Regions from separate parts of the Homo sapiens genome. Here regions 1 and 3 are each linked to region 2. The links are chromatin contacts, found by Hi-C in ENCODE. All regions are on one chromosome and are shown on one strand. The core of a region is the stretch at or near the end of the contact, and the rest is flanking DNA. Distances in the headings are between cores, read along the strand shown. Region 1 holds the start of PAOX (polyamine oxidase). Region 2 holds the start of STK32C (serine/threonine kinase 32C). Region 3 holds the start of ZNF511-PRAP1 (ZNF511-PRAP1 readthrough).

The links. A loop is a pair of places that touch in the nucleus more often than their neighbours do. Pooled maps may share reads with other maps.
Region 1: a map of CD4-positive, alpha-beta T cell shows a loop between it and region 2 (7-fold over the local background). The contact joins the promoter of PAOX here to the promoter of STK32C in region 2. A Hi-C loop is called at or near these places in 3 of 168 maps with a recorded cell type or tissue (CD14-positive monocyte, CD4-positive, alpha-beta T cell and ascending aorta), 4 of 37 single-sample maps with no recorded cell type and 16 of 50 pooled maps.
Region 3: a map of CD8-positive, alpha-beta T cell shows a loop between it and region 2 (14-fold over the local background). The contact joins the promoter of ZNF511-PRAP1 here to the promoter of STK32C in region 2. A Hi-C loop is called at or near these places in 4 of 168 maps with a recorded cell type or tissue (CD8-positive, alpha-beta T cell, ascending aorta and naive thymus-derived CD4-positive, alpha-beta T cell) and 13 of 50 pooled maps.

The regions. Positions count from the first base shown.
Region 1 is chr10:133,377,642-133,380,862 of GRCh38, forward strand. PAOX (polyamine oxidase) reads left to right here and starts at 1,621. Exons shown (of 7, transcript NM_152911.4): 1 at 1,621-1,856; 2 at 2,358-2,844. The coding sequence starts at 1,676. It overlaps LOC124902563 (a long non-coding RNA gene), which reads right to left and starts at 1,250. Exons shown (of 2, transcript XR_007062395.1): 1 at 1-1,250. RefSeq lists an enhancer at 714-1,213 and silencers at 1,187-1,446, 1,547-1,956.
Region 2 is chr10:132,306,545-132,309,384 of GRCh38, forward strand. STK32C (serine/threonine kinase 32C) reads right to left here and starts at 1,406. Exons shown (of 12, transcript NM_173575.4): 1 at 1,028-1,406. The coding sequence starts at 1,289. RefSeq lists a silencer at 1,230-1,879 and enhancers at 2,132-2,676, 2,677-2,840.
Region 3 is chr10:133,307,353-133,310,182 of GRCh38, forward strand. It overlaps ZNF511-PRAP1 (ZNF511-PRAP1 readthrough), which reads left to right and starts at 1,562. Exons shown (of 9, transcript NM_001396060.1): 1 at 1,562-1,744; 2 at 2,038-2,111; 3 at 2,424-2,625; 4 at 2,812-2,830. The coding sequence starts at 1,592. It overlaps TUBGCP2 (tubulin gamma complex component 2), which reads right to left and starts at 1,520. Exons shown (of 18, transcript NM_006659.4): 1 at 1,471-1,520. ZNF511 (zinc finger protein 511) reads left to right here and starts at 1,562. Exons shown (of 6, transcript NM_145806.4): 1 at 1,562-1,744; 2 at 2,038-2,111; 3 at 2,424-2,625; 4 at 2,812-2,830. The coding sequence starts at 1,592. RefSeq lists enhancers at 697-926, 1,650-2,345, 1,753-2,047 and a silencer at 1,157-2,006.

The DNA of each region.
Region 1 (3,221 bases), core at 371-2,870, 1.1 Mb after region 2:
CACACGGAGCCACTAGGGAGTGGGCCGTTCCCTTGGCCATACCCGTGGGGGACCCAGTTCATCTGTGGAATTCAGAACCCCAGAGTATTTAATCTGCCATCTCAGGACCTCCGCTGGGGAGCTGGGGCAGGTGGGTGGGTGGTCCCGCTGGGCTTCCGTGGTGCATGCCAGGGACCTCAGAATGGAGCGCCCCACTGAGCCAGCGGCTCTGCTTCAGGCCCAAGAGCAGGGAGTAAGAGAGAAGCCTGCTCAGGCAGAACAGGTGACACTCGTGGCGGGGGCTGCACCCCAAACACTTGCCATCCGACTAAGGGTGTGGGGCAGCCCTTCTTTCCTTAGTCCTGGCATGTCGGGTGGGTCAGCTTGGTGGACAGCTGGCCCTGCTGACCCGGGATCCGCCCTGGGTTCCCCATGGCCTGGAGGCAGGAGGAGATGGCCACTGCATCCAGCGTCGCCTCCTGGTGCTGCGGGCCCCTGACGGACAGAGGACGCTCGACCCCTGCCCGCCACCGCCCAGGGAGTCAGCCCGACTCCCAGGCACCCGCCCCTCTCCCTGCCTGGAGCTCAGCTCGCGGGGTTGGCTAGGGAGTGATGGGGAGTGGAATCCAGCGACACCAGGTCACCCTTCCGGGAGCCTTTTCTCCAGCTGGGACGAGAGGGAATCAAAGGAAAGTAAGACACGGCTCAGGAGGCCCACGCCGAGAGCGAAGAGTGAAGCTCACGCTGGCAAACTGGAGCGCGCGGCCCCTCGGCAGAGGACCGGGGCTCAGGAGGCGGGGACGCGCCTGAAAACAGGGCGGGAGCCTTTCCAACCCCCGCGGGCTGCGATGCAGCAGAAAACTCGGCCGCCTGCACCGGGGATTCTCCAGAAACACAGGCGTGCCTGGGTGTGCGCTCAACTTCCCGGGCGAGGGACGTTTCTGCACTTGCCCTCGGCTTCTGAACTTTGTACTTTGCGAGTGTACTTTGTACTTTGGTCCTGTGTCCCTGCAGCCCTGTGACTACACGCGCACACGCAGGCGCGCGCACACGCGAACTGACGGCTCGCTGGCGATGCTGGAGGCTTTCACAGCCCCCCTCCGGACGCGTTAAGCTCTCCCAGGTCCCACCCCTGACACCGTGGCACCCCCAGACCCACTGCGCCCTCGCACTCGACGCGGGTCCCTGGGGGAAGCGCTCGCTGCGCCCTCGTCTCCCTTGGAGGAGACACTGGCCCGCCCGGCCGGCCGGCTTCTCCCTCCATGGGGACGCTCGCGCGCACCGCCCGGCAGCGCGGGACGCTCCCTGACGCCTGTCCTCGCGGGCCCTCCCACGCGGGGCGCTTCCCTCTGAGACCCGAGCCCAGTCCGGAGGCTCGCGGAGGCCGAGGCGCACTGTGGGGCTCGGCCCGGCCCCTTCCCCGCCCCTCCCCGCCCCTCCCCGCCCCTCCCCGCGCCTCCCCGCGCCTCCCCGCGCCTCCCCGCGCCTCCCCGCCCCTCCCCGCGCCTCCCCGCCCCTCCCCGCGCCTCCCCGCCCCTCCCCGCCCCTCCCCGCCCCTCCCCGCGCCTCCCCGCGCCTCCCCGCCCCTCCCCGCCCCTCCCAGCGCCTCCCCGCCCCCTCGCTCCGCCTCCGGCCTCCTCCGAGAGCTCCAGACCTCCCGGCTACTCAGAAGCCCTCGGACTGCCCGGACCGCGCGATGGAGTCGACCGGCAGCGTCGGGGAGGCCCCGGGCGGACCCCGGGTGCTGGTGGTGGGCGGCGGCATCGCGGGGCTGGGCGCGGCGCAGAGGCTCTGCGGCCACTCCGCCTTCCCGCACCTGCGGGTCCTGGAGGCCACGGCCCGCGCCGGGGGCCGCATCCGCTCGGAGCGCTGCTTCGGTAACCGCCCCTCCCGGAGCCCCTCCCGGAACCCAACCGGCTGCGCCCGAACTCGCCGGCCCCAACCTGCCCTGCGCGCAGCCGACCTGCCCGGCCGCCTCACCGGGCTCCCCGAGGGAATCCCCGCTCGCTTAATCCGCCAGAGTTCACCGCCCCGAAACTCAGGGCTCAGAGTTAGTCAGGAGGGCGCCGGCCAGGGAAGGCGACCTACGGCTCCACAAGGCCGCCCTGATTCTGCCCCACGGGGGCCCCCCCAGCCCCGGGGTACGCCCACCCTGCGCCCCTCCCTCTGGTCCACACCGCCCGACAAGTGCCCTCCTGCCCAGGTGCTCCCCTTAAACTGGGTCTGACAGGGCCCTGCCCTGGGGGACCACAGGGCCCTTGGGGACAGTGTGGTACATCCTCCTTGGGAAGGCCAGCGTGGGCGTGGCCCAGGAGAAGGGCTCGGGGTGACCCTTCTAGGAAAGGGACCTCCAGGTGGCATCTGCTGTCCCCTCGCAGGTGGCGTGGTGGAGGTGGGCGCGCACTGGATCCATGGGCCCTCCCGGGGTAACCCCGTCTTCCAGCTGGCTGCTGAGTACGGGCTGCTGGGGGAGAAGGAGCTGTCCCAGGAGAACCAGCTGGTGGAGACCGGGGGTCACGTGGGCCTGCCCTCCGTGAGCTACGCCAGCTCCGGGGCCAGCGTGAGCCTCCAGCTGGTGGCGGAGATGGCGACTCTGTTCTACGGCCTGATAGACCAGACCCGGGAGTTCCTGCACGCTGCAGAGACCCCGGTGCCCAGCGTCGGGGAGTACCTCAAGAAGGAGATTGGCCAGCACGTGGCCGGCTGGACAGAGGATGAGGAGACCAGGAAGCTGAAGCTGGCCGTCCTGAACTCCTTCTTCAACCTGGAATGCTGTGTGAGCGGCACCCACAGCATGGACCTGGTGGCCCTGGCACCCTTTGGGGAGTATACCGTGCTGCCGGGGCTGGACTGCACCTTTTCTAAGTGCGTGCCTGAGCCCCTGCCCCGCCAGTCCTCCCACCAGGCTCCCCAGGGCACCGGGGCTGGCTGAGCTCCGCTCTTGCTTGGGTATGGGAGGGACAGGAGACCATTTGTCCTCCCCATTCCGACAGACTGGTTGCTCCTTTCCCTAGTTTTGCTCATTTAAGCCAAAAAAGTTATTTCTGAGAGAGAGTGTTTAAAAGAAGGAAAGGTAAGGCTGAGTGCGGTGGCTCACGCCTGTAATCCCAGCACTTTGGGAGGCTGAGGCAGGTGGATCATGAGGTCAGGAGTTCAAGAACAGCCTGGCCAACATGGTGAAATCCCATCTCTACTAAAAATACAAAAATTAGCCGGGCGTGATGGTGCATGCCTGTAATCCC
Region 2 (2,840 bases), core at 156-2,655:
CCGGCCTGAGGTCGTATTACTGTAATTTCCCATAATGCTTAAATTATTTATCGCAAGTAAATAGCCTGGCTCCTGAGCGCTGGGCTCTAAAATTTTGAAGGATCCATCATACCTCTGCACGCTATCTATAAATGAAAAATGCACATTTCAAGTATTTTAAGAAAATGTCAAAAAACATGAAATGTGTCATCAATGTACGATTTTAAATGATTTGCATGTTACCTGTAGAAAAGAGCTGTATGTCTGCATGTGACTGTATTACAGTGCCCACAGGCAGACGCGGCACCACATCTCCCTGCAGGTGATAATTCGGGGGTCCCCGGGGCCCCCTGGCACCCCGGGAGGTGTCCCTGCAGGCCTGTCCCATGTCACCTCACCTGCCTTCTCTGCTTTCTATGGCGCCCACGGCTGCACGGTCACTCAGGAGACACCAGTCCCCGGGGTTGGCGGCTTTATCTACAGGACTCAGCAGCGCACTCGTTCCTGGCAGGGCAGGTCTTTGCACAACGGCCTGGCCCTGCCTCCAGCGCACATGGGTGAGCAGAGGATGGACACCGCGCGGTCACCAAGGAGACTGAGCCTCTGAGCGGCCGGGCCCCGCCACCTGTGGGGCAGGAGCCTCACTCGCACTCGGGCGGCACAGGTGAGCGCCTCTCTAACTGCAAAGTACAAACGAGCCCGCACGTGGGCCCGAGCGGATCACGGAAAGCGGAAAGCAGGGCTGCCACGGGCGGTGGGCGGAGGCGCGCGCAAGCCCGGAGACGCCACAGCCGCGGGGGACCCTCGCCCCGAGGGCCCGGGCCCAGCCTGCTCCTCCTGCGGCGCCGCCACTAGAAACGGAGGACGCGGGCGGGCGCCCAGAACTCGCGTGGGGCCGCAGCCACCCGGCGCGAGCTTCTCCGGAAGCCGGGGCGCCCCGGGAAGCCGTCCCGGACACCGGGGGAACCCCTGCGGGAAAAAGCCGCCCAGCCGCGCCCGCCCCTGCAATAGCGCGCGGCCCCCACGTCGTCCCCGTGCCCGCACTCACCGTCCTCCTTGTCGTCAAACACCGGCCTCCGCGCGGTGGCCGCCGACATGGACGAGCCCATCCTCTTCTTCCACTTGCTCCACTGAAACAGGGGGCGCGGCTGCGAGCGGACATCGCCCGAGTCCCGGGCCCGGGGCTGGCCAGCAGCGGGCGGCGGCAGGGCCGAGGGCGCGTCGGAGCCGGCGGGGCGCGCGCGGCCGGGGGGCGGCGAGCCCGGGGACGCCGCGGCGCTGCTGCCCCTGCGCTCGGCGCCACTCCTCATCGCCGGGTCTGGGTGCGCGCGGCAGCCGGAACTCGGGGCATGGCCGGCCGGCAGGGCCGGGAGCGGCAGTGGTAGCGGGAGCGCTCGGGGCCGGCAGCGCCCGCCGTGCGCTCTTCTGGGCGGTGGAACCCGCCCCGTAGATTGCGAGCGCTGGGGGCGGGGCAGGGGCGGGGCTTCTGGAAGGGGCGGGGGCGGGGCGGAGCTCCTGGAAGGGGTCGAGGCGGAGCTGAGCGCCGGGGCGTGGCAGGTGCGGAGCTTCGGGAAGGGTAGGGGCGGGGCCGAGCCGGGGGCGGGGCAGGGGCGGGGCTAGTGCCTGGAGTGTCGCTAGGGAGTGGGTGGCCGCCACCAGTCTAGGGATGGGGGCTGTGGTTCGCCGGGACACGGGGACCACGGCTCAGACTAGACGGCGGGTACGAGAGCGAGGGAGGCAGGGAGCGTCCCCACGGGTATCCTGGGGCCCCGGAGGTCGGCGTCCCTGGCACGGGGACTGCTGTGCCCGGCACGGCGGCGGGACCTTCTCGCGGTCTCCGGGGGCCTCCCTCCCCTGCCTTCTTCGTGAAAACAGCCGGCGCGCGGGCTTCCGCCGCCCAGTGCGGGGAGCCCTAAACTCCAGCCTTCTGCTTTGCGCAGGGTGAGGCCGGGCTGCAGGCCCGGGATGCGGGCGGCGGGAATCTGCCGGGCAGAGCCCGGCTCACGGTCAGGAGGCGGCAGGCTGAGTCCAAGCGCTGCGCCAGAGGGTGGGGTGGGGCAGGGCGGGCCTGGCTGCGCGCGCGCACACGCGGGCGCCTGGGGTGGGCGCTAAGCCCTGAGCACGTGCGCCCGCGCTCTCGGGCACCCCCGTGCCATCCTCGCGACCCCCGTCCGGCCTGAGACCGCGTGCCCGAGTCGCCCAGGGTCCCCTTGTCCAGATGCGACAGGGGCCTCGGCACTCGGCGTATTTCGGAGGCCTGGGGCGCGGCTTGACCTCCGGGCACCTCTGCCCCTGCGCAGGGCCAGGCGCGACCTTGCGCGGAAAGTGCTGGGCGCCTTGGAGTGCCCTGGAGAAGGCGCGGCTCTGCATGGAGCCTCGCCGCCTGCCCCTGGCGCTTGTCACTGAAGAATCAGTTTTTGCTACCGGGCTGTTTGACTTTAGGAAGCCTTTACCTCCTTAAGTTCTGCCCTGTAACCAGGACACAAAGACGGGGTCTCTTCCTCCTCGGTGAAATCCTAGATGGGATTTCCTGCTGCCCGCCCGGACGATGAGCGGATCCCCAACATGGCTCCAAGGCCAGTGTCTCCCGCTCCCGTCCCTCCCACCGCACACAACTGTCTACCCTGTCATTCAGCCACTGTGAGCCCTGCCTCCCCACGGCCTTTGACATTCAGTGTGGCCGCCCGCCCTAACCGCCTGATGCATGAAATGTGAGCACGGGAAGTCTGTGTGGCTTCTGGGCCAACAGGAGCCCCCATCCCTTGGGGACTATAAGGAATGGAACCATGCCCATCTACCTAGGACATGCACCCGCCTGGACATGCACCCGCCTGGACATGCACCCGCCTAGGACATGCACC
Region 3 (2,830 bases), core at 312-2,811, 1.0 Mb after region 2:
ACACTCCTAGTGAGCACACACTCCAAGTGATTAAAACACAGAGGGACGTGAAAAAGAGTCTCTGTTGAGAGCTCAAAGCTAACTGTACAAATTGGTTTGAAAAATGTTATTTTACAACTTGTGGAAAATGTCAAGAGCCCAAAGGCTTTTACAGAGACAGAAAGTACAGTCATGCATCACTCAACATTCTGAGAAATGCCTGGCCAACATGGTGAAAACCAGTCTCTACCAAAAATACAAAAATTGGCCAAGCCTGGTGGCGCACACTTGTAATCCCAGCTACTTGGGAAGCTGAGGCACGAGAATCGCTTGAACCCAGCAGGCAGAGGTTGCAGTGAGCCCAGATCGCGCCACTGCACTCCAGCCTGAGCGACAGAGAGAGACACTATCTCCAAAAGAAAAAAAGAGAAACGTATGGTTACATGATTTCCTTCTGTGCGATCATCAGAGTCACTCGCAGACCTGGATGGTGTACGGCCTACAATGCACCTAAACCACCTAGAGGAGCCTCTTGCTCGTGGGCTACAAACCTGCCCAGCAGGTGGCGGTGCTGAACACTAGACAACTGTAACACAGAGATATTTGTGTATCTAAACATGGAAAAAGTACAGGGGCAGGCATGGTGGCTCACGCCTGCAGTTACAGCTCTTTGGAACGCTGAGGCAGCAGGACCACTTGAGCCCAAGAATTTGAGGCCGCAGCGATCTATCAGCTATGATCGCACCATTGCACTCCAGCCTGGGTGACAGACGAGAAAGCTAAAGCCTCTATCCGCCACTGGGCCCATTCTCTGCAGTAGATCTGAAGCGTCCACTGCTTCCCGCGTGTGTTGTCATTCACCATTTTAATTAGGTGACTCTTTACTCTGACGTCTGTCTCTCCTACAAGGCTGCCGCGCCCTCCTGTGATGCCTTCCCCCACACGCCCTGAGCACCTAGCACAGGTCCTGTGTTTCACGGGAGCTGCGGGGACTGGAGAGGTCGACAGGACCCCGACAAACCAGGAAAGGGCCTTTGAACTAAAGTAACGGGAAGTCACCCAAGGGCTTTAAATTAAAAACGGTTACAATAAAACTGGAGTCACTTTGGCTCCAGTTCGCGACTGGTTTAGAGGGAACAAGATCCAGGGACTGCAGCGGGAGACGACAGGCGGGGCAAGGCGGACGGGAGAGGGCGTGCGAGAGGGGGACCTGCGACCCGGCTTCCCAGGGCTGGGAGGGGACACCCGGGACGACCCGGAGGCCCGCTCCGCCCCGCCCCGGCTGAGTGTCGGGCCGCGGGGCAAGACGCTGGCCTGGCCGGTGCAGGCCCGAAGGGCTTCGGCCCCAGAGTTCGGGGACCGCTGCACAGCCAGAGGGAGCGCGCGGGAAGAGCCGCGTCCCGCCAGCCCCGTCGCCTCGTGGGCCCCCCCGGGCCTGGCAGTCCCCCAACCCCCTCATCACGCCCGCGCCCGCGTTCGGCCAGGACTCACCGCAGTCCCGGAGCCACAGCCCCCGCGCAGCCCCCGACGGCGGCGGAAGTGAGCGTGACGTCACGTCCGGCTCGGCTCGCGGACGGTGGCCGACAGGCTGCGCCCGCCCGCGCCCGGGGTGATGCAGTTGCCCCCCGCGCTGTGCGCCCGCCTCGCTGCGGGGCCCGGGGCGGCGGAGCCGCTGCCTGTAGAGCGGGATCCCGCGGCTGGGGCCGCGCCCTTTCGCTTCGTTGCGCGCCCCGTGCGCTTCCCGCGGGAGCACCAGTTCTTCGAGGTGCGTGAGCAAAAGAGGGAAAAAGTAGTTGTAGGATCCAGTGGGGCCTACGGCGGCGAGGCGGGGCCGGAGCCTGGAGTGGGAGGGGCCTACGACTGCGGGGCGGGGCCGGAGCCTGGGACAGGCGGGACCTGAGGTGGTGGGGCGGGGCCGGAACGTGGAGTGGGCGGGGCCTGAGGCTGTGGGGCGGGACCGGAGCGCGGGATGACTGGGGCCACGGGTGTGGGCGAGGCCTGACGCGGTGGGCGTGCCGCGAGTCACCTGGCCCCGCCCACGGCGCACTTTTCCTGCAGGATGGGGACGTGCAGCGCCACCTCTACCTCCAGGACGTGATCATGCAGGTGGCCGACGTGCCTGAGAAGCCCAGGTAAGCGAATGGGCAGTGCCTAGCCAGTGCTACTCCTGCGCCGCCTCCCTGACCGGTGCCTGGTCCCTGGGGCTGTGCTGCCGCTCTTCCATGTGCGGCCGCCCCACCGAGGCGCTGTGCCTGTCCAGCTTTGGCGTGGCCGACTCTTCCACCACCTAGCCTGTTTGTGAAACTTAATTCATAAAAAGAGGGTTTGGGATTGCAAAAGATGCATAGGGGCTTTATTGGACGTCTCAAAGGGAAACTGTGCAGAAAGTCCAGCTTGGTTCCTCGCACCGGAGGAAGGGCTCCTGAAGCACGTCTCCTTGGCAGGGTGCCCGCGTTTGCCTGCCAGGTGGCCGGCTGCTGCCAGGTGTTCGATGCCCTGGACGACTACGAGCACCACTACCACACGCTGCACGGAAATGTTTGCTCCTTTTGCAAGCGGGCCTTCCCTTCCGGACACCTGCTGGACGCCCACATCCTGGAGTGGCACGATTCGCTCTTCCAGATCCTGTCTGAGAGGCAGGACATGGTGGGTGACAACTGCACAGCCGCCGAGGCCACCCCCCATTGGTGATGGGCTCAGAGTGCTGCCCCCAGCTCTCGGGTGCTCGGGCAAGGCCGGGGACACCTTTCCGCCCTTGGCAGCTCTGCTACGGGGGCATGGCGGTGGGGGAGGGCCAGGGGTCAGAGGGAGGTGACACGGTCTCCATTTCAGTATCAGTGCTTGGTAGAAG